Linked DNA regions of Mus musculus: region 2 is linked to region 1. A link is a loop called in an ENCODE intact Hi-C map of the cell type or tissue named here. Cell type or tissue: gastrocnemius. All regions are shown on one strand. Links, peaks and the distances in the headings refer to the core of each region. The heading gives the core; the rest is flanking DNA.

Evidence for each region. Peaks named below come from ENCODE experiments on the same cell type or tissue, not always from the same donor. Only the 100,000 strongest peaks of a DNase experiment are listed, where the experiment ranks them.
Region 2: it touches region 1 in a loop (2.1-fold over the local background); 2 of 42 quality-filtered maps call a loop at or near these places.

The regions. Positions count from the first base shown.
Region 1 is chr6:34,858,294-34,872,894 of GRCm38, forward strand. Tmem140 (transmembrane protein 140) reads left to right here and starts at 4,853. Exons shown (of 2, transcript NM_197986.3): 1 at 4,853-5,047; 2 at 14,235-14,601. The coding sequence starts at 14,258. It overlaps Agbl3 (ATP/GTP binding protein-like 3), which reads left to right. Exons shown (of 20, transcript NM_001289656.1): 20 at 1-1,166. It overlaps Cyren (cell cycle regulator of NHEJ), which reads right to left. Exons shown (of 4, transcript NM_001135611.1): 4 at 13,478-14,601. In gastrocnemius, for the core only: no CTCF peak of the experiment used is centred there; no DNase peak of the experiment used is centred there; H3K4me3 peaks cover 6,884 bases; H3K27ac peaks cover 7,835 bases.
Region 2 is chr6:34,473,697-34,489,891 of GRCm38, forward strand. It overlaps Bpgm (2,3-bisphosphoglycerate mutase), which reads left to right and starts at 2,660. Exons shown (of 3, transcript NM_007563.5): 1 at 2,660-2,726; 2 at 13,594-14,254. The coding sequence starts at 13,654. In gastrocnemius, for the core only: no CTCF peak of the experiment used is centred there; DNase peaks (open chromatin) are centred at 7,848 and 9,361; H3K4me3 peaks cover 1,357 bases; H3K27ac peaks cover 3,338 bases.

The sequences.
Region 1 (14,601 bases), core at 2,649-10,648:
ATATTTGGTGTAATAGAAAGCGCAGGAGAAAAAAAAAGATTTCTCCCCCTAAAAGATCATCATATAATTGTTCCTTTGAACACACTCGATAGCTGGGCATGATGGCATATACTAGCAATCCCAGAAGGATCAGGGACTCAAGACTAGCTTAGGCAACACTTAAAAACAAGATAATAAATCCTATTACCTGACTAGGAATACATAGTACAACACTAATTTGTGTACCTCTGGGTGATAAAATAGCACATATTAAAAGACACCACTTGCATAGACCACAAAAGGTAGAACCAAATGACATGGAAATATATTATGGTTCCAAAGTCATTTATCACTTATAATTCAATGTTGTAAACGATTAGAAGTCCTGATTCTTCCAGAGCCAGTGAAGGCACACCTTCAGCCATTTCTTCAAGCAGATACTTCAGGAACAAACCCTGCACATTTGTCTTAGGTGGTGAGCACTCAGTCCCAGGGTGCAAGCTACAATCCCATCTGCATAGGAGCCTGACTCAGGAAGATCACAAGCTCAATGCTTGCCTGGACTATAATGTGAGTTCAAAAGCAGTCTCAGCAAGCTAATGAAGTTTTGTCACTAACCAAAAGGCTAAACAAAGAGGAGGGAAATTGAGTTCAATGACAGAGAACTACAAGCCTAGTGTTGGGGAAGCCCTAGGTCCCACTTCAGTATCATGCAAATAAGACTACAGAAGCTCAAGGAATGAGTGAGTGTAGGCGCCCAGCTTCTCAGCTCTTCAGGATTCTCACTAGGAATTCTCACCCTGGTAACTGACACCAGGGTAAAGTAAAAGCTTTACCCTTATTCTCATCAATCAAGGAAAGCCTAAACCTGGTGGAAATCTAAATTGTTAAATTGACACTTGTTATATAAAACTTCAAATGTATAAAAGTTTGAGACTACAAACTCTAGAGTTGACTATGTGAGTATAAGCAAAGTAACAATCTGGCTCCTCAGAAGACTGAGGAGTGCAGAGATATTCTCTTAATTATTTTTCTGTTTTCCTTGCCCTCAAAATTACTCCCCCATATCAATTTTTCATAATATTTGTATTATTTGGGAATTTTACATCATGAACCCCGAGCTCACACCCTTCCAAGTACTCCCAGGTTTGCCCATGCACCCTTGTGGCCTCCCACCACCACCACCCAAAAAGAAGAAGAAAGAGAAAAGAACAAAAGCAATAAAACCTAACAAGTCCAATTTGTGTTGCCCATATACTCACTGGGGCATGATCAAACTCCCAGTGGCCAGCCCTTTAAAGGAAATTGAGTCCTTCTCCACCCACACCCACACCAGAACCCATCAGCTGTGGCGAGCTATACTCTAGCATCTGTATCACAAGTTTTAATAGTTCTCTTCAGTACTTTTCTGTCTAGGCTGTTACTATTGGCAGCCAGGGTTAGCTGTTGTTACAGAAGCCTCCTAGGTCTCTCTCTCCGTGAGTCATCAGTCATCAACACCAAGGCAAAAGTCGTTTTCTTGCCCATTACAGTCGGCAGGAGCACAGAACACACACATCCACATAATCTCTAGTGTCCCCATGTGCCACGGACCTCATCTCCAGTAGCAGCACAGACCACAGACATCAACACAGACTTCTGCTGCAGTAGGAACATGGACCCAGACATGGTCCTCAGGAGCAGTGCAGACCCAGATATCACCACGGCCTCAGATGGCTGCACAGAGCACTCTGATCAATCGATATGGCCCCTGGCAGCAGCATAGCCCACAGACAACCCATGGCTGCAGGTATCCTGTTCTAAATCTCTTATTGCATCATTTACTTTCCGTGGGTGGGGATGTATTATGCTCATGCACTATTGGGTCACATATGCCATGGCACACAAGTGGAGATCAGAGAACAATTTGTGGGGGTCAGTTCTCCTCCTACCATGTGGGTGTAGGGATGGAATTCATGTGCTTAGGCTTGGCACCAAGTGCCTACACCCACTGAGCCATCTAATAACCCCTCCCCTAGTGTCTTATTTGCTATAAATACCTAACATGTAGAGGACAAAAAAAAAAAATATGTAGGCCGTTTTCACACTCTGCTCTTCACGTTATAATTTTAACTTAAAATGTTTAAGTATGCAGCGCTTCCATAGGCCGTTCTGTCTTATCTTTATTATGTAAACCTAGCAGTACATCTGGAAAGCCTCTGCTTCTCCTTGAAGATTAAACCCAAACATTCCCTTCTCTTGAAAACCTCCATCAGATCTTCCAGGAATTTACAGTAACTAGATTAACCAGCAAAGACTTTAAATGGTATAACTAGGCAGTGGGAGAGAGATGAGTAAGACCTATTGAGATGATCATATGGTTTTTGTCTTTAAGTCCAATTATATAGCTTATTACATTTACTGCTTTACATATTATTCTTTTTCCTTTCATTTCTGCTCTGATTTTTTTTTCCTATCTGCTGGATTTGAGTTTGGTTTGTTCCTGTTTTTCCCAATTCTTGAGATGCATTAAGCCATTGATTTGTGGTCTTTCTGATTTTTTAGTGTAGGTTCTTAGAGCTGTAAATTTTTTTCTCTCTTAGGATCACTCATAACGTGTCCCAGGGGTTCTGCATGGTACATTTCCATTTAACTCCAGGATTGAAATAAATAAAAATTCTTTCTGTATTTCTTCTTTGACTCATTCATCACTCAGATATATGCTGTTTTAATTGCCAAGGACTAAACTCCAAACTTTTTTTTTTAGGGGGGATGGGCAGGGCTCTTTATTGTTACACAAAAGGTACTTTTAGCTAGTCAATTTCCACATACCAAAACCTTATCTGATCTAGGAATTGTCTGAAGGAGCCATTACCTAAGCAACTCTCAGCCAAATGAGACTTCTCTGTTTTCCAGGCACGTCTGAATTATGGGAAGGCTCTGAGAGTCCTTTAGAAGAGCAACCCCATAAACCTCAGAGAACAACCACTATTTACAAAAGGCAACTTCAAAGCCTAGGCACCATCATTCTGGAATCCATTTCAAATACATCAGCCCTGCTAAGATTCTGCTCCATATTTCAGGGCCAGTGAGCAGCTGAGGATGTAAAGGAGCCCTGCTCCAGGCCTCATTATGTGAAGTGAATCGCCAGAACTCACGCAGAAAGAGAGAAACAACTGCAAGTTGTCCTCTGACAACCACAGTGTCTGTGTGGTGTGTGAGCACTCACACACATAACAAACATAGCAAAAACACACTCAAGTAAAGGTACTAAGTCCTCATAATAATGGCAAGGAGGCATGCCACCGTGACTCCCTCTCTCCCTTCACTCCCCCTCCAAGCTGCAGAGGCAAGGTGCTCCAATCACGTACAACTAGGAGGTTAGAGTCACCGGCTGGCTCCTCCGCCCAACCACAGTACAAAGACTCTTCCCAACCTTACAGGCTGGACATACTGGAACCAGTCACCTTTGCCCAGCTTCTTCATAAGGTAGAAGATGCGCGTGGGAGCGAATCATCAAGCTGAGAGATCAGACTACTGTCTAGAGTACCAGCAGTACTCTAAGAAGAGCCACGTCATTCAAAAGAGGCAACAGCGTCCCTAAGTGCAGCTCCACAGGAACAGCACAGATAGTGGGTCTCAGGAAGTCAGACATCAGAGCAAAGGGCTCGGAGACTCTCCCCGAGTAAATTTGTCTGGTAGGGTGTGAGGAAGTTCAGGGGCAAAAGTGGTGTCTCAAAGGGGGTGAGGGGGTGGGGTGGGAGTGGAGGACTTAGGCTTCCAGTTGAAAATGGCAAAATGGTTGATATTTCATTTTTTTTTTCTTTGCAAGACCTCATTAAAATGGCACTTTCTTTTAAAGGCAAAAGGCTGAAAGGACAACAGTGGGAAGGAGACCAGCTCTGAACTTCCTAGCAACGGGAAAGGCAGACAACATGGAACTCGGCCTCCAGGTTGCATGGGAAAATTAAGTTTAAAGAAAAACACTATACTCTATCCAACTTTGAACAAGTTTAAGAATAGAATAAAGATATCAGTTTGACAAATTAAAAAAAAAAACAAAAACAAAAACAAAAAACCTTTGGTGTCCCTCATTTCTCAGTAAATCACCTGGAATTTATTCTACCAAAAGTGAATACAGCAGAAAAGAGAAAAGCCTGGGACCCAGAAACAAGAAATCTAACCTAGCATGGCGGCAAAGGGAACCCCTGGGATGAACCAAGACCCAGTTAGGTACAGGGTGTCATGTAGAAAGTAGAGAAAGCCGCCAAGGGTTTAGCGCTATTGGGAGCTGTCTACTGTCTTTGCCAAGCTCACCCAGTTCTGAAGCTGCAGAGATCATGTGAGCCTGGGAGGCAAGAGTCCCCTCCCTGCGATCTCAAGACTAAAAGCTTTCTTTCTCTTTTACTTTGAAATGGGAACACAGTGTTTCTGTTGCTCTATAACTGTTAGATATAACTTTGCTAACGGCAAAGTTTCCAATCTAGAGACACAGTCAAGATCATCGGTTGAGTTTTGAAAGGAGAGTCCAAGGCATAGGTGCCTTCCAAAGGAATGAGAAGAGGGGACCCAGGTTCCAGGAGCTACACTGGCTGGAAGCTTGGCCATGTGAACTAAGGTCCCTCCCTAGAAAGATTCTGGGTCGTGTTTCTCTAAGAGTTGCAATGCCCTGGAGGTCTGGAAGCTGGTATCAACTTTCGCACAGTAAAATCGGGACCCTCACCTGGCTCAGGCAGGGTGCGCCAGTTGTGGGTCATGTGCTCCCATGAGCAACAAGTTGTTTACACTCTTCATTTCTGAAAAGTCATAAGACACAGGCAAGTTAAAAAACGAAAGTGAAATCAGCTGAGAGTGACATCAGTCAGCACAAATGTACCAAAGTTCAGAGCTGTTTACTTGAACGCGACTGCCTGCGAGTGCAGGCAGAGCCCAGGAGCTCTGAGCTGTCTGCTTGCAGCTTCTCTCCTCTGCCCTGGTTTCTGGAGCCTGACTTTAGAAAGCAGCCCAGGAGAAGATCGACTCCCCAGACAGACGCTGATTTCCTGTGTCACCTTTTGATGAGTGTTCCTGGGCTCCAGCGTTGGTTTTTGTAAGTACACCCCCACAACTCCACAAGGGATAAGAGGTGTTTAAGTTCCCAGACTCCACATTCTAGCAACAAACCAAGGGGGGACGCTTTGCTTGGTGTCGGTGGCCTCCTCTCTCCCCAGAGAGTGATATAACCTTTCACCTCTGTCCTGCCCCCATGCTCGTAAGCATCACTGTGTGCATCTCTGCCTCAAAAACTCTGTAAATGGTTAGAAACACACAGGTAGCTGCATGCAGCCTGGTGTTCAGGAAGCTTGTACCATTAATACCTGTGGCTTTGGGACACATTGTTCTCCAGAAGTAGGCAGGCAGACAAAAACATGTCACTACAGCCAAACTGATACCAAGATTTGAAAAACACAAAGAAAAGATCTGTGTTCTTGTCCAAAAGAGAATTATAGGACATAAAAGATTTTAAGACCTGATATCAGCCCCCAAAGGAAACTCATGGAGGGGGGATTGTCCCTTGAAACAGGTCTTTCTTTTTCTTTTTCTTTTATTTTCTTTCCTTTTCTTTTCTTTTCTTTTCTTTTCTTTCCTTTCTTATCTTTTCTGGCTGATTAATAACTCCCATTACACTTCTTTAATCTGTAAAATCAAGTTGTTGGATAGGAGAGAAAAGAAAAAAAAAAAAAAACGGGGGGGTGGGGGGAAATCTTTCAGAGACAGCTGAAGTGTGTTTTCAGTATTTCCTCCTCTCTGGGTCTTCCTAATCGCAGGTCTGAGAGTCAGCGCCTGGAGCAAGGCCTCACACATCCCGTTTTCTAAGCTGCTATTTTAGTCCCCACATTATCGAATTACTAAGGCTATGGTGGCTTGCTCTATAATCTCACTTTTCACCAACAGCACGTAATTCTGGGAACATTTTAATGTGGCCTTCACTGGGAAACACCACAGGACTGATTTTCTCCACCTCTCCTCTCTCCTGTGCACCTGTCTGGGGATGCCTTGACCACCCGTGGCCTCTCCTCTCCTGTGCATCTGTCTAGGGATGCCTTGACCACCCATGGCCTCCTCTCTCTCCTGTGCACCTGTCTAGGGATGCCTTGACCACCCCTGTGCTTTTGAATTGGCTCCTAAAAGCTGCTTCTCCATTCTAACACACAACTGACCTCCGTTATGCCTGACATTGTAGTACTCCATCCTTTCTATGATACTGCCTAGGGGTAAGGCGGTAAAAGTGGGTCATTTGGCCAAAAACACAAACCTTAGAGTCAGAGTCACCATGTTAGGAAGCCAGTCTTGGCATCTGGAGTGTCACTGAGGATGCTAGCTACAGTCTTTAGGGAGAAGAAGGTTACCCAGCGTACCTTGGAGGCACTGGAAAAACACAGATCTTTTTTTTCTTGCTAGGTTCATTCTTCTGTGAATTGTTTGTATTACCGAATCCCGTTTCACACAGCGCAGTGTTTTTCTTGATGTTTGCATGAACATTCCATACATTGTGTGTATTATCATCTCACATTTTTGGCAGATATTCTCCATGCTCATTGACTTTTAATTCTGTATTGTTTTTACTAGTGCACAGAAATTTCCATTTTTTTAAAAAAATAGCTAAATCTATAGTTTTCCTTGTAGTTTTGATGTGCTTTTAAGTTCAGAACGTACTTTCTTATTCATAAATCAGAGTTTATTTTTTTCTAGATCTTATTTTATATTGGTTCATTCTTGAATCCATGTGAAATTTATTTTGGCATATGGCATAATGTCCTAAAATAGTTCAGAGCTTTTTTTTTTTTTTTTTTTTTTTTTTGGCTTGTTAATAACAAGCCAGTTTAGCATCAGCTAGCTATAGCTAATGGAAACTAGGCCTTAAACCTAGTATCTCCAGTATGTGTATGGCTGTTCCCCAGCCCTGTGATATGGAACCATTATTCCTGCTGGTTTCTCTCCCCCTCACTTAGCCTTGTTTAGATCCTCCCTAAATCTTTTCAAAATTATCTTCTTAAAACTCTATGTAGTGTATGTCTTCCAAGTGGAGCACAAGCTTATCTGCGGGGGAAGTCGGGGTCAGGGGAATGTTGTTTGTTCCTCGTGTCTTTGATTCTCCAGGGCTCCTGGCTCAGGGACCTCCCAAATGCATCATTAGTGGGGTCAGGAGATGAAATCCTAGCCTGGGAAGGGGATGGCACAGTTCCCTCCTCAGAACTGCAGGGAAGAGCGGCAGAGCTCAAGAGCAGAACCAGGTCCTGGGAAGCCTGGTCCTCAGCCCAGGAGTCGGCTGCCTCTAAGCATGCTGGGAGACCTACCAATACAGAGAGACAGAGGTGGGACTCATCTTTAAGGGTGCTTTTTTGTCTTCAAAGTTTCTGTAACCTTTGTTCCTTGCTAGGTTATCTGTTACCCAATGCCAATAAGCAGCAAAACATTGGAACAAATACAAAGTTAATATTAAAGGAGCCATTTAAACAGTTACTTCAACTCTTGCTGTCCACGCCTTAGCCTGGACCATGCTTCTGGCTTTCTGTCACAGTGCCCTGGTACAGTCCTATCTCTGCTGGCCAAGCTGTTTTTATTTACACAGCAGACTGATGGTGAACGCAAACATTCCAGCATTCCATAGAGGCCACCTACACTACTAACCACACCCAGGCCACAGCACTGCCCTAGCCCTGTCTTGAGAAACTAGGACATGGGCTCATGTTTCTGCCAAAGGAAGCACGACACATTTCCCATTCTCCTTCCTGTCTATTCCCTGAGAGCCACACCTAAGCCACAGACACTAATCTTAAACACAGTTACAGGAGGCCAGCGGCCTCTCTGACAAGGAAATGGGCAAACTTGTTCTCCCTGCAGCCTGTCAGAGCCTATTGTTCTGCCTTCCCTCACTGCTCACACGACCACCCTCAGCCTCCACCTTACTCTTCTCCCCATAAATCGCTGCCTCAGCCTCATGATCACAGGACACACGTGCACTTAGCATGTGCCCAGAACTGGTTCAACCACAGAAATACCAACTCTGTCTCCCAAAGTCCCATGCAGACCCAGAGACTGTAGTGACAGGAGAGGGACTTGAACCCAGGTGTTGTGGGAGTAATTTTTTTTAACAACCAGAGGACAGTGAAGCAAGTGAAAAAAAAAAAAAAAAAAGAAAGAGGAAGGAACTTATGAGAAGTTGTGTGTGCTGTGATGTGTGACATGTGCTGCCACTGACAGCCAATCAACCATGCCTGCCATCCAGGGAATGTTTGTTGAGTGCATTCTAGATGCCAGGAGCAGCCTTGGGTATTAAGGACAGAACAGAAAAAATTTAGATAGATCATACATACATACATACATACACAGAAAGAGTTAGAGAGAGAGAGAGAGCAAGAGCGAGGTGGGGAGGGAGGGGGGAGGGAAGTGGGGAGGGAAGGAGGGAAAACTGAACATAAGTAAGGAGCTGACATAGTTGGGAAAGTGTTTGCCATGCAGTTGTAAGGACCTGAGTTTGACATTCAGTATCCACATAAACAGCTGAGAACGCTGGCCTGCGCTTGTAACCCCTGCACTTGGGAGGCAGAGCCAGATGGAGCCCTAGGGCTCACTGGCCAGCCAGCCTCGCCTAATGGGTGATCTCTGGGCCCTGTCTCAAAAAAATAAGGTGGATCACATTCCTAAAGAAAGACTGACACGCCCAAGGCTGTTGTCAGACCTCATCTGTCTACACAGAGAACAAAGGAAAGCAAAGCAAACTCAACAACAGACAAAGCCTTTGTTGCCCTGGAGGTCCAGACGCCTGGAGGATGGGGTAAGCGGAGTGCCTTCTGTCAGACAGTCAGACGTGCTGATGAGCAGGGATGAGATGCCAGGCAGGGCTCACGGAAGAGAAGGGCATTGCAGTTTCCCCAGTGGTAAGCAAGGAAGGTGAGTCTAATCCCAGGCAGTCATTTGAGCAGAGACCTGAAAGGGGAGTGGGTTGGAAACAATGGCAGGAGTCTTCAGCTTGTCTTAGGTTTCCAGAAAATACCAGGGAGGCCACTGTGGCGACTGAGGAGGAGACAGCAAGAGGACTGGAAGTCTGAGGCAGGGTGTGTAGTGACAATTGGAGGGGTCGTCTGCTAAAGAAACAAAAAGAAGGCCGGAGCATTTTTAATGTCACCCAAGAGACAAGAGCTCCGGAGTAGCAGCGGATCCTCACCCTACTTGGGAACTCGCTCACGGCCCACGAACGCCTGCCAGGCAGAGGCTTGCCAATGAAGGAATCAGATGTTAGCCATCTAGGTGTGTTTCTGGAGAGGGAACACCGGCTGTGGGGACTTTCTGTGGAGGAACTTCAATCCTCTGCATAGTATAGAAACAACAACAACAAAGCATAGGTTTGTTCTGTGGGGCTAGCCGAGGTAGAGAAGACAAAGTTCATGGGGACGTCATTAGAACACAAGAGGTGACAGGCTGGTGTGTCTCGGGAGCTAGTTAGCCCTGCCCTCTGAAATCTAGACCTGAATCCCACAAGACACTGGGGAAGGACCTGTGAAACTACCAGACACTGCAGGTTGTTTCCATGTGAGACAAAGAAGAGAAAGGGGAACTCAAGGATTCTCAAATACCGACCGTGCTAGCTGAATCGTGATGAGGGCAGTGACAGACTAGAAGTTATAAATAAGTGTATGCTTAGGGGAGCCCTTGATGTTTAGATAATCACCAGTTTTGCATTGAAGGAGACAACTGTCAGGTTTAATAAGCTAAGTTATGGAGGTTGGTGCTACGAACCTTCCCTGTGACAGGGAGCATCAGGTACTGTGAGCAGTCTGCAGTTTCACTCAGAATCTTGAACTCGGAGCAAGTGTCAAAAGCAACAGCCTCCCTGCCTTTCCATGCTTGTCCAGTGTTCCTCACGGGGGGTGGGGGGGGGGGGTGGGCGGGGTGGGGGGGAGGTAGTCGTCTTAGAGCCAGGGCTGCAGATACAAGGCTGCGCTGTGCGGAGGTTCTCTGCTTCACTCGCAGCTTCTCCCGCTGGAGACACTGAGTTACCAACCCTTAAGGCTGTTAAAACAGTGGTCAGGGATCTGAGGTCTCTCTCGGTTTCACTTTTAAAATGATCCTGACAAGAACATAACTATAATTCGGAGTGAAATGATTTCGTGGCCATGGCCCGTTGGATCACTAGCCCATTCTCCACTAGGATAATTCTAGAAATGCTTAAACAGCAAGCAAGCAAACCCCAAACTCAGACTGGCCTTCCTCTTTCCACAGCTAGGAAATCAAGCAGACTTCAATCACCGAATTCTTGGGTCGTTCTCATGCCGTGGCCCTCAAACTCACATGAACTGGAAGCTCAGCTCGGAGTTCCAGCTGGGGACTGGTGCAGCAGGGAGTCTCTGCTTTACTGTGGCCCAGGGACAAGCCTGGGGGCCTCTGCCCTCCAGAGCATTCACAGGACAGGGAAGCTAAAACTCCAGATGGTTCCTTTTCCGTAGCTTTGGGAGCAAACCCAGGGCCTTGCGCGAGTTCAAAACGTTGTCTTTCAAAAGCAAAGAGACTCCACCAAAGAGATACAAACGGTCAGTAAACACTTGAAGAGGCTGAACCTTACTGTCTCTGAAGGGAGCGTTGAATAGCAGCGGCTCATCAATATCCAAGATGAGGTGACTCAAGAACAGGCGACACTTGAGAGGTCGGGGTCAGATAGGCATTTGCCAGCAGGCAGCGCATACCCACGCCCCAGTTATTCAGGAGGCCATAGCTCAAGACCAGCCTGGGCAGTGTAGTGACCTCATCGCTAAAGTGGAATTTACGAGTTAAGCTCAAGCCTGGTGATGGCTTGGGTGAGTAACGAGATAATGGAGATAGTCGCCAGGTCTGGAAACCCACATCACTGTGGGAGGAGAGAACAGACTCCTGCCAGCGGCCCTCTGCCCCACACCTGTGCTATGGGCACACACACAGAACATAAAACAAGGTTGTTTGTTTTTTATTGTTAAGCTGCTATAAAGATGAATGTATTCACAAGCATTTCACATAGCATTATTCATAAGATTATGAAATGTAAAGAATCATTTATAAAAACCTATTAGCCCTAACAGCTCCAGGAAGCCCTTAAAGGTGACAGGAAGCAATTGCCAAGATATAAACATGCACGCTATAATGACATATGGGAGATACACTCGTGAATGGACGCGACCCTAACTGCAGAGCATTCGAGAAGATGCGCTCACTGGTCACTCTGACCAGCAGTTACAGATGATTTTTTTAATCTTTCTCCACACTCTGACATGTTTGGATAGTTTTCTGAAACCAGGATGCATTGCTTTCTTACAAACAGGAAGAAGAAGTTCATCTAAAAGTGCCCACGGTGACTCAGCAGTCTCGAGAGCCTCTTGCTCTTTGAAGGAAGTATGAGGCTTATCATTACAGGAAACTGGGGTCCTTTGTGCTGACAGTGTGATTGCCAGGGCTGTTAGAAAAACCAGGACGAGGTAGACTTGCCGGGACAGCTAAGAGAGTGTCATCAGGTTTTCAACCAAGTATATAGGCACCGTGACAAGGAAGTGGAGAAAGAAGGGCTAGTCACCAGCCTCAGAACTCTGGGTTTCCAGTATAAAGTCTAACGGACGCCCCAACACTGGGGGTAAAATGCAAGCCATGGACAGAGCCCCTCAGAATGTGCTGCCTCTCACGGTGTATGCCTAAGGTTACCAGAGGGCATCTGCATTCGTTCATTCCACAAAGCGTTCATCCTTCTGAGGATGGGACAGATGAAGACTGTCCCTCAGGAACACTGCATCCCGGTATCTATTCCAGCTTCCAGCCTTCCTGAGGCAGCTGGAGAGAGGCTGAGCGTGGGCACAGCCTGGGCAGAAAAGCTTGACCACAAGAAAGTAAGGGCAGAGGACAAAGAGACCTGAGTCCCAGTAAAACTCAAGTTCTAGGACAGACCAGATGCTAGAGAGCCAGGCACAGGAGCAAGGGCTGAACTCTGCCTGCCCCAAGGCAGAGCAAAGCCAGGGCAGGCCTTCTGCACATGCCCGGGCCTGGGTTCCTTCCCCTCCTGTTTTCCATTGCTCTGCTCTCCACGGCAAACTTTTGGGAAGTCAGGCATGGCGGTACATGCCCGTAATCAGCATTTCAGAAGACGGGGCAAGAGGATCTTAAGGTTTGAGGACAACTTGGGCTACATAGAGAGACTCTTATTTCAGAACAGGGCAAAACAAAATAACCCACCAAAACCTCTAAAAAAATCAGTTGGGAGAAAAATGAAGCCACAAACAAGGGGTCCTGGCAGGAGCTGTGCTGAGGTGGCCCTGGCCTCCTCTGAGAAGCCAAGTTCACTGCCTGACCGAGCTTCAAGCGTGGTACTGTTTAACCTAAACACACACGATCCAAACAGGAGGCTCCCAGTTCGAATCCTGGTTGTTTCTTGGGAATGCAGGCTGTGCACCGGTTATTTCCTACAGCACCACTGGGTGAACAGGAGTTCCCCACCCAGAAACGCACCCCATATCCTTAAATATCTAACCCCTCTTAAAATACACATATAGACTTGGCAAAAAAATTTCCAAATGACCAAAACCATTTAAAATATGCTGGGAATTTTTCCATACCACGGCTGCATGGATTAATTATTTCATCCTTCGAACCTAGTGGCATACAGACAAGAGCTGCCTTTTAGTCTTGGCAAATCCCTCTGGAACAAGCATCACTGCTTCAAGAATTCCTAGTACATTCAAACAAGGCCTCTGGGCTCCACTGGAGGGAAGCTACAATGAGAACCAGGCACCGCTCGATGCTGGGTAGAGGCAATGTAGATTCAGACCTCAATGTTCTAACCTTACTTGTCTACTGCCAGGTGGCTGCTAAAGCCAACCAATGAATCCCTGTTGTGTAATACTTGAAAAGGATGCCCCCTCCTCCCACTCGCCCCTACCCCACCTCTTTAAGGCTGGCAAACATTCTTTCTCTCTTAATTCCTTTTGGTTCCTGTAAAACAAACGTGATACACAGAGACTGTACTGCACCGTGTGCGAGGAGCCATTTCCCCAAGGAGTCCCCTGAGATCCACAGGGTCTGTGGGTCCTTCCCCGGAGCCACCAATGCTGGGCCGCACCCAGCTCTGTGGATTAGCCCCTGGGACTTGGTATGTGGGCCTTGGTGCTTGGGTCTCACAAGGTTCCCAGCTCTGCATTCCTCGTCACCCCTGCTGTTTGTCTTTTCTTTTATTCCTTAGTGGGAAATGCACATAGAAAAGGGCAGTGTGCAGACTACTATTTTTGAGGCAATTGGGAAAAGTCCTTCTGAATAAAAATGTAATGAAAAGATTTTTCTAAGTAATGAGAGTGTGGTAAAATAGGCTCTTTGATATACACTTAAAGAGAGGGCTTGACATCTGTAGGTCCATCTGGCAATACATAGTCGGCCTATGGATTAGATATTATGTAGCCATTAATCATGTTTGAAAATATATCTCAACAGCTATGAAAAAATGCCCACAACAGTCAGTGAAAAACACTGTGCTTTAAAGACATATAATCACATAGGGGAAATGTCTGTGAAATATGAACAGTGGTTTTACTATGGTGGTAGGATAAAGGGTTATTTTAATTTTTTTCTTTTAAAAAGTTTCCAGAATTTCCTAGACTAATAGATTACTGTTGTTATGGGAGGAGGGGACAGACAGACATGTTTTAAAAGCAACATCATACAATAGTGTGATTTCACCCAAGGAGAGGTTCAGTTCCCTAAACGGGGAAGGAGGCACAGGCCACTGATCCTTCACTCAGGCTCACATCCAACCAACTGAGCCATAGAGCTTTGCTGACCACGCACACCCAGCCTGCAGACACTGGGCTGACTGTCATGTAGCCTAGCTGGGTAGTTCTGCAGTCATCTAAGTGGTTGTCAGCAGCAACTGAGCTTAGGCTCAGTCAAGCCTCGCGCACCTACCTCAAGCTGCCGTCCCAACTAACCGTGAGGCTTGCCCTTCACCCTCACACCTGCAAACCCACCTTTATGAGGACCTGAGACACTCTCAGAGAGCCCCCAACAGCCTGTGATATCCATGCTGCGGGAAAGCCCTTTACCTGAGGGCTGCGGCTCAGGATACTTCAGGTTTCCACAGCTGCCCAGTTCCTTCTAACCTCAAAGCAGTGGACCACTGTGACTGGGACCTGGCTGTGACTTGGGACCTCCTATCTTCATGAGGACAGAAAGAATGGGAACTTGTAAACACAAGGAAAGGGCTAGATATTCACTGCTGTGACCTTTTCCAGGTCTCCCTGCAACAGCAGAAGATATGGCCTTCTCCAGGCTGTGGCGGAACAACCACCTGCCCTTCGTGGGCATCATGATCCTCTTGGCCGCGGCCCTGTGCCTGATGTTCTACGCTCTCCTCTGGAAGGCTGGCAACCTCGCTGACCTACCTAGCCTGAGAATCGGCTTCTACAACTTCTGTCTGTGGAAGGAGGACATGGGCTCCCTAGCATGTTACAACTTTCCCGAGCTGGACGTGCTGGGCATTCCTCAGGTTGGACTAGCCCTGGCCAGGCTCGGTGTGTATGGAGCCCTGGTCCTCACAGTGTTCGTCCCTCTGCCTCTCCTCCTTGCCCAGTACAACAGAGATGAGGGAGAGTGGCGGCT
Region 2 (16,195 bases), core at 4,646-12,645, 380 kb before region 1:
ACATCGATGTGAAATTATTTTCACCAGTTAAGTATGCTACCATTAGATGTACTTTATTCAGGTTATTAATGGAACAATTCTCAAGGAACAACATGGGCGGATACTGACTTTTCAATATATGCAGACAATAAAGACAAAGACAATAAGGTTAAAATAATTTATTATTGTTTCATTTATTTGACTGAAAGTGGGATTACATCAAAATTTGAAGTAATGAGCCCAAAGAAACTTGTTTTCATAATATCTATATTGTATCAGAATGGAATTCCTCATTTAAAAAATTTAAATATTCATTCTTGTTATCTTTCCTTTTTTCTTTTCTTTTTGAGACAGGTGTCACTGTATAGTCCTAGCATTCCTGGAAATCCTTATGAAGACCAGGCTGGCCTTGAACTCACAGAAATCTTCCTTCCTCTGCCTCCTGAGTGCTGGGATTAAAGGCATGGATCACCGCGTCTGGCTTTCTTATTGTTTTTTAGTTATGTGTATAGATGTGTACATACAAGTGCAGGTGTTCATGGAGTCCAGGAGAGGGCGCTTGACCTCCTGGAGCTGGAGCTATAGACATTGTGAGACATCAAATGTGGGTGCTAGAAACTGAACTCAGATGCTCTGTTAGGGGTACCATAGTATCATAACTGTTGGGTCATCTCTTCAGCCTTAGAATTAAATTCCTCATAGCTGGAATACATTGCTTGTGGGAGGTGGAGGCAGTTGTAAGAAAAAAGGCTTTCCCCAGAACTATAAATTAGCAGCCTTGGGTTTTTGTTTCAATCCCCTATTGTTTGTGCAAGGAACCAGGTAGGGTTCTTTCTAAGGCCCAGTGAAGTAAGGCGTAGTCTAATGTTTTTGAAGGTCATCTTTGCCTCAAATGGATTTATGATAATCTTTGTGAGCACAGGTTCACTCTTTCAACGTTCTCAAGGCAAACAGCTCACAGACAGATCGGAACATGGGGTCCAGGATATGATATTGCGATCTAGATAAACATAAGAACAATCTTGCCATGCAACAGTGACTCCTGCCATTGCTAACTTCTGTGAATACCTGTGTCGTAAAGACCAGGCTTGCTCCCAACACTCGCTTTCACATCCCACCTAAGAGCATCATAGGTAAAGATGTTTTGTTTTTTTTTAAAATAACAATGTACACACTAGTGACCCTGGTGAATAGTTCTAAAAGACAAGTATTGTAAAGTTTTATATGCCAAGCTAGTGTTATTGAGTATTCCTAACAAGGTCAAAGTAAATCAAATGAGCAGGCATCCTAAGGTTCAGAGTACCCTCAAATGTCAAATGCTGTATGGCTGTTAGGATTGGTTTTGCATGGCTGCCGTTACCCTTCCTGAGGAGAAAGCTTTGATACTACAGGGCAGCGGAAATGTTTTCTGGTCCATCTGCCCTCATGAAGAAGAGGAAGAACAGGTTGGCAGGTGTGTACGATTGGGCAGATTCCTTCTCCAGCTGTTCTGACCTGAGAATCCACTGGCTAAGACAAGTAGCCACACCTGAGCCATCCAGGAGGTAGAGTTTAACTTTGCTAAGCCACCATCACTACAGCACTGGGTTCACACACCATCACTCCAGCCGACAGAACTCACTGTCCTTGAGAGACGCTCTCTCAGAAAGGGGTAGCTGCAACTATCATGAGCTAAAATGCATAAATGGGACATACAGCTTGCTACAAGCAGGCCATCATGACACCAGTTCATGGTGTGTCAAGATTTTCATCCTAAATAACTGATCTGAGCACCCATTAGCTGGTCACAAACTTATTGGACTTGTTTATAGAATTAACTAGGTGAGTTCAGAAGACACTAAGTGGAACAGCTTTCAGAAACCAAGAAGGGGAATTTTCCCGTCTGCTCAGGCACACATAACATTTCTTATCTTTCTCATTCACGTTTTGACACACGTTTCAGACCTTGTGTGGTAGTTCAAGCCTGCTTAGTAGCTTCCAGCTCTGGTACCAGACCCGAGTGACAAGCTGGCATTTTCATAGGTTTAATTTCAGAAACTGTAGTGTACCATTTTCTACTTTTCTAACCTCTTCGCCCTTCTTGTACTTTTAGGATATCCTATTATTCGCTTCTCTTCTCTTCATAATGTTAGGAGAAAGTAAGAATGAGCGACTATCTGTAAATAGGACACTTTAAAGGTTTTCATTTTAATCTCTGTTTTCGACGCACAGGCGTGCCAAACAAGCTTTCGTGAGGATCTACCGGGTTCAGCCTAGGTAGGACCTGAAATTTTCCGTTAACTAGAAGAAGTATCCCTTCATCTGCTGACCCGCTTTTCACAGCAGGTGTGTTTCAATTTCGAGAACTTCAAACAGGTCTCTGGACGGCAAAGCTAGCAGCCCACAAACATTGCCCCGGCGATGCTCAGGGGTTTGGGTCTCTACGACTAAAGCCCGCCTGCCTATGTCCGAAACTACCATCTTATTGGTCTATCCGTGCGTCTGTTTCCTCATTAAACCAATCATAGCTTCCCTTCTTACCCCAGGGACTTGAGAAACCGGAAAGAACCTCCGGCTGGTCGCTGGCCAGAGGGCGGGGCCGTGAATGAGTGACAACTCTGTCTTCCAATACCCAGCGCTATCGGTTCTGACCATTTTGGCTTCTAGGCTACAAAAGAGCGTTGATGCCGGCTGTAGCGATGAATCCTCACTGGCGTCTGCAGCACGGCGTTACCGAGGACCGGCTGCTACTGGTAGTTTCCTTGCAGGTGAGTGGCTTCGTTGTAATTGTTACAGTTGTGAGGATTTCTTTTCTTTCATGAGTGGCTTGCTGTTCTATCGTGAGAAGGCCGGTTGCTACCTTGCCCGGCTTTAGTATCTGGTGGGAACCTGATGCCCGCTTCAAGCGAGACCCTCCCGAGTACCCCAGCTCTCAGCTGGCCCTTTCTCAGCGAGCATCTCTCAGGAACAGTGAGTTCTGTCGGCTGGAGTGATGGTGTGTGAACCCAGAGCTGTAGTGATGGTGGCTTAGCAAAGTTAAACTCTACCTCCTGGATAGCTCAGGTGTGGCTACTTGTCTTAGCCAGTGGATTCACTGGAAGGAAGCAGGTGTAGGGCGAAGGCAGACCTTGATCCTAAAAGTGTAAGTTAAGGGGGGAAATATCATGGAAGGCAAAGAGGTTGTTGCATATTCAGGAGTCTCAGGAACCATATTCCGGGTTCAGGGGAACACTACCCCCTCCCCAGCACACACGCGTGCACGCCCGACCACCACTATCATGGCCAAAAAGTGTCATTTCTTTTTGTGCTAAGGGGTAGGAGCAAGTATTTCACTACAGTAAGTCAAAAGAAATGCAAAATTGTAATGAAGTTTATTATTAGACTTTGCAGGATGGAGCCCCCCCCCCCAAATTAGGAAGGGTTTATAGCCCGTGAATGGGGGAAATGGTTCTAGAATATTAACTAACAGAATTCCGACGCCTTCGGGAGGAAATAAAAAGTAAATGGTTACATTTCAGCAGCAGGTACAAACGTTTCTATAATAAAAGTCGTGTTAGTTTGTCTGTAAAACTGAATTTTCACATTTTTTTAAAAGAATTGTTTATTTTATGTATATAAGTACATTGTAGCTGTATTCAGACACACCAGAAGAGGACATCTGATCACTTTACAGATGGTTGTGAGCCACCATGTGGTTGCTGGGAATTTAACTCAGGACCTCTGGAAGAACCGGCAGTGTTCCTAACCTCTGAGCCATCTCTCCAGCCCAATTTTCACATTTTTTTCAAGACTGTTTTATGTGTATGATTTTTTTGCCTGAATGTATGTATGTGTACTCTGTGTACGCCTAGTGTCCATGGACCACCCCCCCCCCCCCGGAACTGGAGCAAATGTCTATGAGCCCCCCTGCAGGTGCTAGGAAGGGAACCCAGTTCCTCTGGAAGAGCAGCCAGTGCTCCTGACCACTGAGCCATCTCTCCAGCCCAGTTTCCACATCGTTTAAAAAGGCAGAAGTTACATTTCTAAGGCCCATGCCTTTATTAAAGGCTATGTAAAATTAAAGATAATTAGACAATTTTTCACTATCATGTCTACAAGGAAACTCTCACTGTATTGACCTCTGTATGAAGTCTATAGCAAATAAAAGTGTCCGGCTTCAAGGACATATTCTTTTGTGCCCATATTTAAACTGAACCAAACTAACCAGATCATTGTAAAAAAAATATTTTTTTAAAGGAGAGTATAGAAATCTAGTATAGCCCCCCAAAATTGTCATCTTTAATCTCATTACTCAGAGGCAACTGTTAAGTGTTTGGCTATTTTGTGTTAAGTTTCTCTTCCTCTTCACCTTTTATGGTTTGTGAGATTAATAGGGTTGTTTCACTTTATGAAGTGGTTGGTACATCTAACTTCATAATCCATGCATCTAACTCTGCATGCCTAGAGAACAGAGGGCAACATGCTTGCACTGGTGGCTTCTCGGATGTTCTTGGAATTGAAGCCAAGCGTGAGGCGGTGTTTGGAGAAAGAGAGCGAAGGGATTGACATCTGGGCATGGTGCCTTGCTCCTGTAATCCCAGGATTTAGGAGGTTGAGGCTGGAGGATTGCTGCAAGACCGTGGCCAGCCTGGGCCACATAGCCAGAGCCTGGATCCAAAGATATCAATAGCAAAACCCTTCCATTTAGAAAGACATGGCAATAAACTACTTTATAGAATGTGAATGTAACATCGACTTTACTAACGTGTTTGGACTGCACACTCTAATAGTATTTGGTGTGCTTCTAGGACTGCATAATTCATTCCGCCTTCCCCTTCTCGCACATTCGATTGCTGCTTGCTCTCTCCTGCTCAAGTCTCCTGTTTAACCTTTCCCTTCACGTTACTTTATTCCTCGATTTCATGTCTAGCCATACCATTAGCCCAGTAGAATCACTTTGACAGGCCTGTGGTCTGTACCAATCTGCATGAGTGAGCTAAATCCCAGTCCTTTCTACCTCTGTTTGCTAGAGTACCTCACCACAATTAATTTTATATTTCCTAAGGGAGTAATGCTTTTGTTATAACTTAGTGTTCAAAGAATTGAATGTATTCATTCTCCAACCGTGAGTCAGCTGCTAAACAGTGCTCCAGCGCAGGCTTTTGTGAGCTTTTGGGATTTGATGGACACAGTTTGTATTGACAAGCCTGCCACCCTAGAGCAGTAACTGGGGAGAGAAAAGAAGACTCTTGAGTGGGCGGTGCCCACACTGCTGATTGCTAGCAGGGTGTAGCAAGTACCTCGGCTCAGGCAAAGTCAAATCTCACGACTACACACGTGTAACTCTTTCATGTAAAGAGGGCTCTACCTGCTGTAATTTGCTGCTTTTGTAACCCTGTGTGTGTGTGTGTGTGTGTGTGTGTGTGTGTGTGTGTGATGTAAGGTTTTTGTGAGAGATGCCTGTGAGTGGCAGAGTCTGCTGCAGGGGTGTTCTTAGCACTTCACACACAAGTGGGAAAGTTACCACATCACCACATCAACTTTTAGGGAAGTAATAGTGGGATCTCAAGTGCTGCCAGGACTCAGTTTATGTTTAAACAGCCTGAGTCTGGGGAAGGTGTGTCTTGTTAAGACACTTGAAACCCTAAGGAATTAAATGCTGGGTTTCATTTGCCTCTTTCCTTTGTAATTGATGAGAGGCATCAGTAGTCTTTCTCCTTGTCCTCAAATACAGCCAGCTCATCTTCCGTAAGGCTAGCTGCCTCGTACAGTGGGGAGTAATGGTTGCTGAGAACTGTACAGTGAGGATCTGTACCAAGGAAAATCTCAGAGTACTCTGAGATGGGTTTTAAATGTTTAATCCTTAAGAGTAAGTTCTAGATTTGAGAGATTCTGGCCCCAAGTCCCTTATTTGATATTACTTGACATATTATGGTTAGTTTGAAAATGGGAGAAGTAGAAGTTTGGGCTTCTCTTTACCCTGTGACTTAACTGTCTCTTCCCCGAGTTCTGATACAAGAGTCTTAGGCGAACTTAACTTTTCAAACGCCGAGGGAGGGAGGAAGCAAAGTCCCATCGCTGTTAATTTGTAAACAGATGGAGGAAATAACATGCAAATGTGGGCCATGCGGCAGACCCAAGGGCAGACCCGAGGGTTTTACGTGCCTGTCACTCAGCCTGTCAGCTCTTTCTGTTTCTGCTTTGTCAAGAGAATTGAAGTTTGAAGCACAGCTTCATGGTGGCATTTATAGGGAAAAAAACTTTGGTGTCATAATCTAGATGGAATTTCAACATATAGAATATATGGAATATAGAGATGAAATTTCAAGATATAATGAAAGGTCTTCGTTATAACTGGCAAAAGGTCTTTTGAATTACCTGATTTTTTTTTTTTTTCCTGTACTGCTAAGACAACTGGTTAGGTCCTGCTCCTGAGCAAATCTACATTCACGTTTAGTGTACTGCAACATGATTTACAAAGAGGGTATGTCAAACGAGAGCCCATGTTTGTGGGAGGCTAACAAGTGAATCATTTCCCCATAGTTCTCCCCCCACTCCCCCCCTCGAACCTGTTCCTAAATACTGAATTAAGCACAGACTGGGTACTCTGACTTCAGTGTGCTCAATGCTGACTTATGTGAGGAATAAAACAACTCTGAATGGGATTCCATTCCCCAGGGCACTTTGCAGTTCTTTCTGGCTAAGGGTACAAACTGGTGGTTTGGCTTGTTTGTTTTGTTTTGTTTCATTTCCTTGAGACAAGGTCTCACTTATAAGCTGGCTATTTTATAATGTTGGGAGCACATCCATGTATGGGGTCTAGCTAAGCAGGGATTTGCACACCAGAGCCTTCTGGATATATATATATATATATATATATATAAATTCCACAAGATATAAATGGATTTTTTTCATTTTAAATTGTTGAAATTAGCCTACTGATAACAATAGATCATGTGAAAATGATATGAGATTCTAATTTTGATGCCACCATCAAATTATATCACATTTACTCACGTGTTGCGTACAGATACTTGCAGCTACAGAGACAAAATTGTACAACTGTACATATTATGACAGAGATCATATAGTCTGCAAAGCTAAAAAAAAATTGACTGCTTAGATTTTTACAGGGAATATTGCCAGCATCTTAAACAAACTACAGTTTCTTTCTCACTTATCTTTATTCCTTTCCAGCAGCTGTCTTCTTGGCCCAGGTTGTCACTGTATGTCACCAGGGTTTCCTGCAAAACCCCCCACAGCTAATATTTAGACTTCTCTGTGAGCGTGAATGCTTCCTGGCCCTCAAATGTGTGCCATTAAACCTCTAATGAGGTCTCAGTGTTTACATAAGAGTCGGCATTCTTTGGCACAAGGTCCTCCTTGAGCCTCTATTCAGTTTTATCTTTCTAGCCTCGTCTCCGCCTACTTCCTGATTATACCCTATGACAGAGTGACCATATAATTTTCCAAATGGGACACCTAGGTGTGAAAGGGGCCTTAGTAATAATTATGTTGGGGAAGGAAAAAAAAGCATAAAGCAATAGTGTTTTAGGCAAATCAGAGGGAATAGTCAGCTACTTCTAGTTCTCGCCATTTTGAATGGGCCTCCTGTTCTCTCTGCACCTGTTCCTGATTGTTACCTTAGGCCAGAACTCCACTTCTCTTTTAATCAACTTAAATTTAAATATCTTTCCAAATCCACCCTCTGTAATGCTGTGTCCATGGAGGGAGAGATGCTTTCTCTTTCCTCTTCCTCTTTTTTTAAGAATAAAGAACCTCTGCCAGTGTGACTTACTTTTCCTTGTTAGTGACACAGTGGCAAGTGCACACAGTCAGCCTTCCTCACTGCCGCTCTGAAGGCACAGTCCAGGCTGGAGCCTGTTTTCCTCACAGGCTGACCATTGTGCTGGGCCCAAGTGGCATCGCTGCACGTTTGGAAAAGTGAATCAATCGACTGTGCTGGGAAGGCTGGTGAGGGCTTGGCTTGCAGAATGTGAATCATTCCCTTTAACGTGTTGAAAGGAGTGAGAAAAAAAAATGAGGTTTCGAGGTTTGAGGCCAGAGCCTGGGGTTCCAGTGTGGCAGTGCAGCAGAGTGGTTCAGGGCATGGGTGTTTCCTTGGGGACAACTGAGACTGACTTGTACTTCTGCCACCTACAACCTGTGCTAATTTAGGCAGGTTACTCCTTTCAGTTCTGCATCTGTAAAGTGGGCACAATGGGAGGTACCCCATGGATAGTAGTTGAGAGTTTGAACATGCACTCTGAATAAACTGCTGTGGTTAAGACCACCACCACCACCACCGATAGCTGGGGTGGGATCCAAGACCAGAGTGTAAAAGAAGGAAAGCTGGAGGAAATGCAGGACTGAACTCATAGTCTGAGCAGCAGACTGAGGTGCCCTGAGAGAAGATGGTCTCCACATAGGCGTGAGTAATCATGGTCTTTTGAGAAATCACTTCAGTAGAGTAGGTAGGCAAGGCACACATTTGTAGATACCTTCATAGTCAGAGGATGAAGAAAACAACGTCTAGGACTAGGGGATGGCACAGTCCTGTGCAAATGTGAAAACCTGAGCTTGGATTCCCAGCATATCCGTCCATCCATCTGTCCGTCCCTCCATCCATCCATCCATCCATCCATCCATCCAAGCTAGGCTTGGTGGTGCATGCCTATTATCCTAGCACTGGAGATGCTGAGACGGGGGAATCCCTGAGGCTTCCTGGACAGCTAGTCTTGTTCAATCTGTAAGATCCAGGTTTAATATGGAGTCATGTCTCATGATGATGATGATGTAAAAGCAATAGAGGAAAACACTTGGACAGTAGCCTCTGACCTGTGTATACACACACACACACACACACACACACACACACACACATGTACACATATATAAAGCATGCACACATGTGTTGTAGGATATTTGATTACACTGTGAACTTTGAGATTGTGTTATTTACTAGAAAAAAACAAACCCAAAACCCAACTGTTTCTAGTTGTGGTGTGACTCAGCCCTTGGCACACACCTTTAATCCCTCTGGGTGGAATACAGACATGCCTTTAGTATACACCTTTAATCCCAAACAATAAAGGTAAGGTTTATTTGTAGAAGGAAACACTCTAGTTTGGAAGTGAGTTCTAACTGAGGGGCAGGCAAAGTGATGGATTAGAGGAAGATTTGACAGAATGAGTCAGAGCTAGGACACGCCCAACTTCCACACGAGAGAGGAAGAGGAGCTGCTTAAGAGCAGTGCAGAGAGAGAGGGAGAGGGGAAGGAGGCAGGTTTCCTGAGACAGTTGCACAGAGACAGGTTGAAGAGAACAAGCTAGACACATGAAGACAGAACGAGCCAGAGAATGAGAAGGAGCCAGAAGATCAGAACAGATGGCTAGAGTGAGTTTGAGGCCAAGCAGAGGCTGAGAGAGAAAAGCCATATTGAGTCAGTCAGCTTGGAGCAGAGCTTGAGCCAGAACAGCTGAGTTGAATCAGCCTGCCAGAGTTCAGAAGTAGAAAGGGCGAGCTTATTCAGCAAGACTCAGAGGCTGAAATCATTCTAGGCCTAGATAAGACTGTACGAAGTCTAGAAGCTTCCAGGACTAGGACTCAGTTAGCAGACTGAGGCAGTAAGCCTCAAAGAGAACAATTGCTACAGGAAAATAAAAATTACATCACACCTATGTCATACACACAGCTACCCTTAGATGACAATAAGGAAATGTCTGGAAAGAAGGGAAAACAGTGGAGAGAAAGGAAAGGCAAGACAAGCTAGAGTCGGGTAGAACTATGTTGGTTTAGAAAACGTTTCTTCAGGCAGACCATACTCTTAAAAGTAAGAAGCTGCAGCTGGAGAGATGGCTAAGCAATTAAGAGCTCTGGCTGCTCTTCCAGAGGACCTGGGATCAGTTCCCAGCATCCACATGGCAGCCCACAGCTGTGTCTAACTCCAGACCTGGGGATCTGACGCCCTCTTCTGGTCTCTGTGGGCACCAGGCATACTGCATGTGGTGCAGAGGCAGACATTCAGGCAGAACACGTTAAATAAACTCATTAAATAAACAGTGAAAGGAAGAAACTCTAGGAAATAATAATCCAATCACCTATGCAGACTTTTTTTGATCGTAAACTACTGATTGAAAAATCAGTGCCTAACTTTGGTGTCCGTAACTTGCTGAGAGATTAAAAACAGCAGCCACAAGAACCAGCTGCAGGGTGGTGGCTTTTCCCAAACAGAATGGAGCGAAAATGAAGCCTGGTAGGGGTTTTAAGGGACTGGGTTAGGATTTTGGAGGAAAGGAACATGGTCTCAGTTACAAAGGTAGCTTTCCCATAGGCTGCAGTGCCTGTTTGGCCTGGCGAGGCTCATCTGCAGCAGTGACAAGCTAAGCTTCCCTCCGTAGTCCTGTGTTTCAGTACACTTTCTGAAATGGCTGTGTAGACACGCACGCGCACACACACACACACACACACACACACACACACACACTGCCTTGTGCTGAGGAAGAAAGGACACAGGTTACAGAAAAGCGCCATCTCTTCCTAAGAGTTGCCTCCAATACTCACACAGTCCTCAGAAGTCAGCACTCCTGCCCTGCCTGTGGTCCAGCAGTCTCTCCTGCACACATCAGTTTGTTTGCAGCCCCAGCCTTGAACTTGTCAAACTGACCAGCATCTCATATCTGTTGCTAAACATGTGATAGGCCAGCTTCAACAGATGCTAAGAGGGGTCTTAAAGCTAACAAACTCAACAGTGCCTTTGCACATGTTCGCCAGCTGGTTAAATAGGCAATTAGTTGTACCAAATAAGAGAGTAGGAAGTTTATTTTACCTGATATGGATGCTCTAGTTTAGTACCGTGTCCTGTGTTCACCTCCTGTAAGGGAAAAGTGTATTTGCATAGGTTTGGGGCTGTAATACTGTTCTGCTATACTACGTGTATTTTCAGTAAAAAGAAAGTCAGAATTGTTTTGTTTTGTTTCCAAAAACATGGAAGCAAGTTGTAGCAGATAAAGACAGGAAGCTTGGTGGTAGGGTTCTGAGTACTGGATCTTGGTGGTAGGTGTCTGAGTACTGAGGCTTGGTGGTAGATGGCTGAGTACTGCTAACACCATCGATACTTGTTTGGTTCCCTTGATATAATTTGTAACCAAGACTGATTGAGAAGTGTTTTTTCTTATAGAATTTGTCCCCATGCCTATCTTCGTTTCCTCTTCAATGATGTGATAAAATGCTTAGATAAAAGCAAATTGAAGGAGAAAGGGTTTATTTAGTTCAGGATTCCAGATTACAGTTCATCACTTGAAGCAAATCAAGGCAGCAGGAATGTGAAGCAGCAGCCACTTCACATCCACAGTCAAGGGCAGAGAGCAGCGAGTCGATGCATCTGTACCGGTGTGTGTTCTCCGTTTCATATAGTCCTGGGTCTCAGGCAGGGAGTGCCCCCCTGCACTGCCACCCCCAACACACACAGCGGCCGAGTCTTCCTAACCTCAGTTACACAGTCAAGGTCATCCCCTAGGCATGCTCAGAGGCCCATCTCCTAAGCGACTCTGAATGTCAAGTTAACAGCTAATGCTAAGAAGATGCTGGTCTTCATTTGAAGGAAAATCTCTTCTGTTTAGCCTGGAGGCTTCTTACTTGGCATGCCAAAGTAAAGGCTGAAGTAGAGGAACAGTTGATAGCATGCTTCTCATTTCTTACCCACAAAACAAAACACATGATTTGCAAGATTGGATATGGTTTTCAGTGGGCTTAGAGCATCTCTTACTTGGCTGATAGAGACTTTTGAAAACAAGAACATAAAAATACCTTTCTTGGGGCTGGAGAGATGGTTCAGCAATTAAAAGCCCCGGCTGCTCTTCCAGAGGACCTGGTTTCTATTCTTAGAACCAACATGGTGACTACCAACTGTCTGTAGCTGGATCTGCCACTTTCTTCTGGCCTTTAGTGGTACCAGCCAGAGCCATACACGCTGGGAAAACATCCATACACAGCAAAAGGTCTAACTCTGTACCATCCACATCCACATGAATTCATTGGCTGGTCTTTCCCAAGCGAAGCTGGGGCTTTATCAATGTGATTATTTCCCGGACATAGTCACGGGCAAAGCACTGCCCAGGTGACTTCCATCCCTTTCTCTCTTTGCCACCTCAGTGGCCCCTAAGGCTGAGAGGACAGGCATTGTGCTGTCACTCTGCAGTTGCCCAGCCATGGGAGGTGCTTCCTCCCGAGCCTTTGTTCTTGTCAGCATTGGGTGCATCTCTACTCCATATGCACCAAAAGCCAAACCTGATGTTCAGCAAGAAAGAATGAATCCTAATCCTGGTAGCCTTCCAGCTGCTTACAAACCACTTCAGTCACCGCTAGTTACTCCTGAAGCCTCATCTCATTGGAGTGTTTCCCCCTCAGACTCTCCAGGAATTGCTTAAAAAGAGTAGAATCCAGGTAGAGGCCACCGAACTCTGTCGCTGGTGGTTATATAACTGTGGGTGAATCACAGCTTAAGCAGGACAGAACATCTCCAGTTACTGGAAGTTGCCAAGAATGCAGAAGCCAGGCAGGCCCCAGTCTTCATATAATCTTTGCTCCCCAGTGTGGAAAAAACCCCTGGGGTGGAGATGGAGAGTGCCAGCCGAGCATCGCGTGTCAGTGGAGAAGCACTCTTCAGAGGCGGATGGATGCAGCCGGCTCTCCCGGTTCTCCGGGGACAGACTAGGCAGGAGCTACAGCATAAGGGAGCTCGGACTTGCCTTAGAGTTGCTTGTCCAACTTTAGTAGATTCTCCTCACAGTAATGTGGCTGATGTGAGTCGAGTTTCTGCAGGACAGGGGAGGAGGAGGAGGAGGAGGCAAGGCCGCCTTATCAGTGTGGTTCCCTGCACTCGCAAGGACCTGTTTCTGTTAATCTGTTCCTGCAGACAGCATTTCTCAGCTGTTTACATTTGATAGCTTGTTTTGCACCCGGATTTATTCCTGCCAACAGCAGGTGAAAATTTGCTTTCAGTGACTACTTCATTTGTTCTTGTTAAGGACACTTTATAGCATTTATAACTTTATTTGAATGCCGAACTATACCTTTTATATAGGGTATGAGTGTTTCCCATACCCTAGATCTGTGAGCCTGTAGCATCAGAGAGCTGGTTGCTGCCTGTCAGAAAGATGTTTGACATAGATGTAGTACTTCATTGAGGTAACATGTTTTTTAATGTCCACAATGAGGTAAGGCTGGAAAGACACTGAAAACCCCAAGAGAGAAGGATGCTTTCATTGTAGCGTCAGCTGCTGGAAGCTGGGCGTTCCCAGCTACTCGTTCGTTTTGAGATCTAGAACGCATCCCGTGCTGTCCTCTCCTTAATAAGCATAAACTGCTTACTTTGGGTAGAAACCCACCATTAGAACGGAGTGTTGTCATTTTATGTCACGCAATTAACATGCTATCTAGCCATCAGAAAATGTAAGTCAGTGAGGTTGTCTGTAATTATCTGAAGAGTGTTTCTATATGTGCCAAAGTGTGTGATCACCAGTTCTGTTTGATGTCAAAACTGTTCAAAGGAATTTCAGTTTATCTTAGAAACTGGCTGTTGTATAATTGTTCTCCGTGACTGGGTAGTCATTTGAGGGAGGAATATAATATGTATTTTTTGTCTTCTTTTTCTAGATATACTGCTGTTCTTGAACATCATCCCATTGAGAACCCCAGGGTAGTTCAGCCACCAGCATGTCCAAGCACAAACTTATTATACTAAGACATGGAGAGGGCCAATGGAATAAGGAGAACCGATTCTGTAGTTGGGTGGACCAGAAACTTAACAACGACGGACTGGAGGAGGCTCGGAACTGTGGGAGGCAGCTCAAAGCTCTCAACTTCGAGTTTGATCTTGTCTTCACATCCATCCTTAACAGGTCCATTCACACAGCCTGGCTGATCCTGGAAGAGCTGGGGCAGGAGTGGGTGCCTGTGGAGAGCTCCTGGCGTCTGAATGAGCGTCACTATGGAGCCTTGATTGGCCTCAACAGGGAGAAAATGGCTTTGAATCATGGTGAAGAGCAGGTAAGGCTCTGGAGGAGAAGCTACAACGTGACCCCACCTCCTATAGAGGAGTCTCATCCCTACTTCCACGAGATCTACAGTGACCGGAGGTACAAAGTGTGCGATGTGCCCTTGGATCAACTGCCACGTTCAGAAAGCTTGAAGGATGTTCTGGAGAGACTTCTTCCCTACTGGAAGGAAAGGATTGCTCCGGAAATCTTAAAGGGCAAAAGCATTCTGATATCTGCTCACGGGAATAGCAGTAGAGCTCTCCTGAAACATCTGGAAGGTACTGGCTTTCTGTCCTGCTTCAGAGCTTGCTAAGAGTTGTGGTTGGGTCTTATTCTAGAAACCGAGCTACAGTGTGCTGCCCTCTAGCACCTCCTACCTCACGCCCCTTGTCACTTCATATTTAAGAAGCCATTGTTCTAGAAACCAGAACTCCTGTAGTTCTTGGTGCTCATTGTGGCTGAAGCTGAGGCTTTCAGACACATGCGGGGAGTTCAGTGTGACGGAGCGGTAGGGTTTTGGAGTTTCAGAATTGGGGAGGTACATCTAAGACCTTGCATTTCTGAGCATTTACGGTGATAACTGCTGCTCTGGGGGCTCTGCACTTTTAAAGAGCTCTGATCTGAGGGATCACCTGCCCTCTGCTGTAATGAGAAGAGGCTAAGAAAGGAAGCAATTTTACAAGTTTATTTTAGCCTTTTAAAGTAAATTATCTAGAATCCAGTTTCGTCTATTTTCTTCCCATGTCAAACAATTGTGGCTGTGTTTTCAGACGTGGATTTCCTGAGCAGTTCTTTAGTTGCCGTTTTCCAGACCAGGCTTAGTCACTGCTTATGAGAATGCTAGAGGGGAGGAAAATCAAACATACGGCTTTTTTCCGAATCTCTGCTAAAGGAGAAGACTAGGGGCTTCTGTTTGTCTCAGTCACTTGATGTTGAGTTCTAACACAAGGACTCTGGGCAATCCGTTCTGGGGTGCCAGTGACTGAGGGTGACTTCCTCACTCCTGCTCTCCCTTCTCTCACCCCCACGGCTGTCCCTTTGACTCTTGTACTCCATGTCTTCCTACAGAATAGGAAGGGCTGAAGCTCTGTGAGAAAAGCAGGGGTAGGTGGCTGACCCCAGAGCAATGGGTCTCTGGGAGATGATGGCACTGTGAACATTTTATTGTATGGCTAGCTTGCTCTAATTGTTAGGGCATTATCTAGACCCGATTGACCACTTAGATACCTGACATCCACTAGTCATGCGGAGGTCTAGAATCTACAAGCTTTATCAGCTGTTACTGAGTTTATCGGATAACCATGGTGGTTATCCTTTTGTGTCTGTATATAACTTACTTATTCAAGAATGTATAAGGTTCTATTCTTAATTATTCAGGAAAATCAAAATATGATTAAATTATATGTAACTGTATCATTGACAGACTATAATTATTTATTGTTCAAAAGAGTTGAGGGCCCTGTTAGAAAAACAAATTGAAATCTAAAATTTCAATGTTTCTGGCAGAATTTATATTCTACACAACTTCTTTTAGAGAGATGGTACTTATATCATGTTTTAGCCAGGCTCCCTTCCCCAAAGAAAATACCACTCCTTCAGGGGGTTCCTTTTAGCTAGGTGAGTGAGCCCTAAAAAAAAAAAAGAAGAAGAGGAGGAGGAGGAAGTTTCCCTGCCGTTTAGTGCTATCTACTCCTCACCCGTCTACACGGATGTGGCTCTTGAAGATGGTTCTGTATCCCTAGATGCCCATCCCGCCTCCCACCCCCAGCAGCACATGATGGTTTACTGTTTGTGAATGATCTTTGTAAGGGAGCTAGGAAAAGGGCCTCACCATTGGTAATGAAGGAGTCAATCACCATGGTAGAGGTGAAGGGAAAATATCTGCTGGAGGTGAGGTTAGACATTGAAAAAAAGGTCTACATGCCAGGTGATGGTGGTGCACGCCTTTGATCCCAGCACTTGGGAGGCAGAGGCAAGCCAGCCTGGTCTACAGACAAGCTCCAGGACAGCCAGGGGCTATGCAGAGAAACTTGTCTCAAAAACAAACAAAAAACAAAGCAAAACCAAAAATCTTGTCTACAATTAAGGGAAAATTTTAATGTATTAATAATTTTTTAAAAACTGTCCAGTCAAGCAGTGTAATGTGCTCTGGACAAGAATGTGCAGCTTCCTAAAGGGGTCCAGTGCACTCCTCTCAAGACCAGCTACCCCACCCCCAC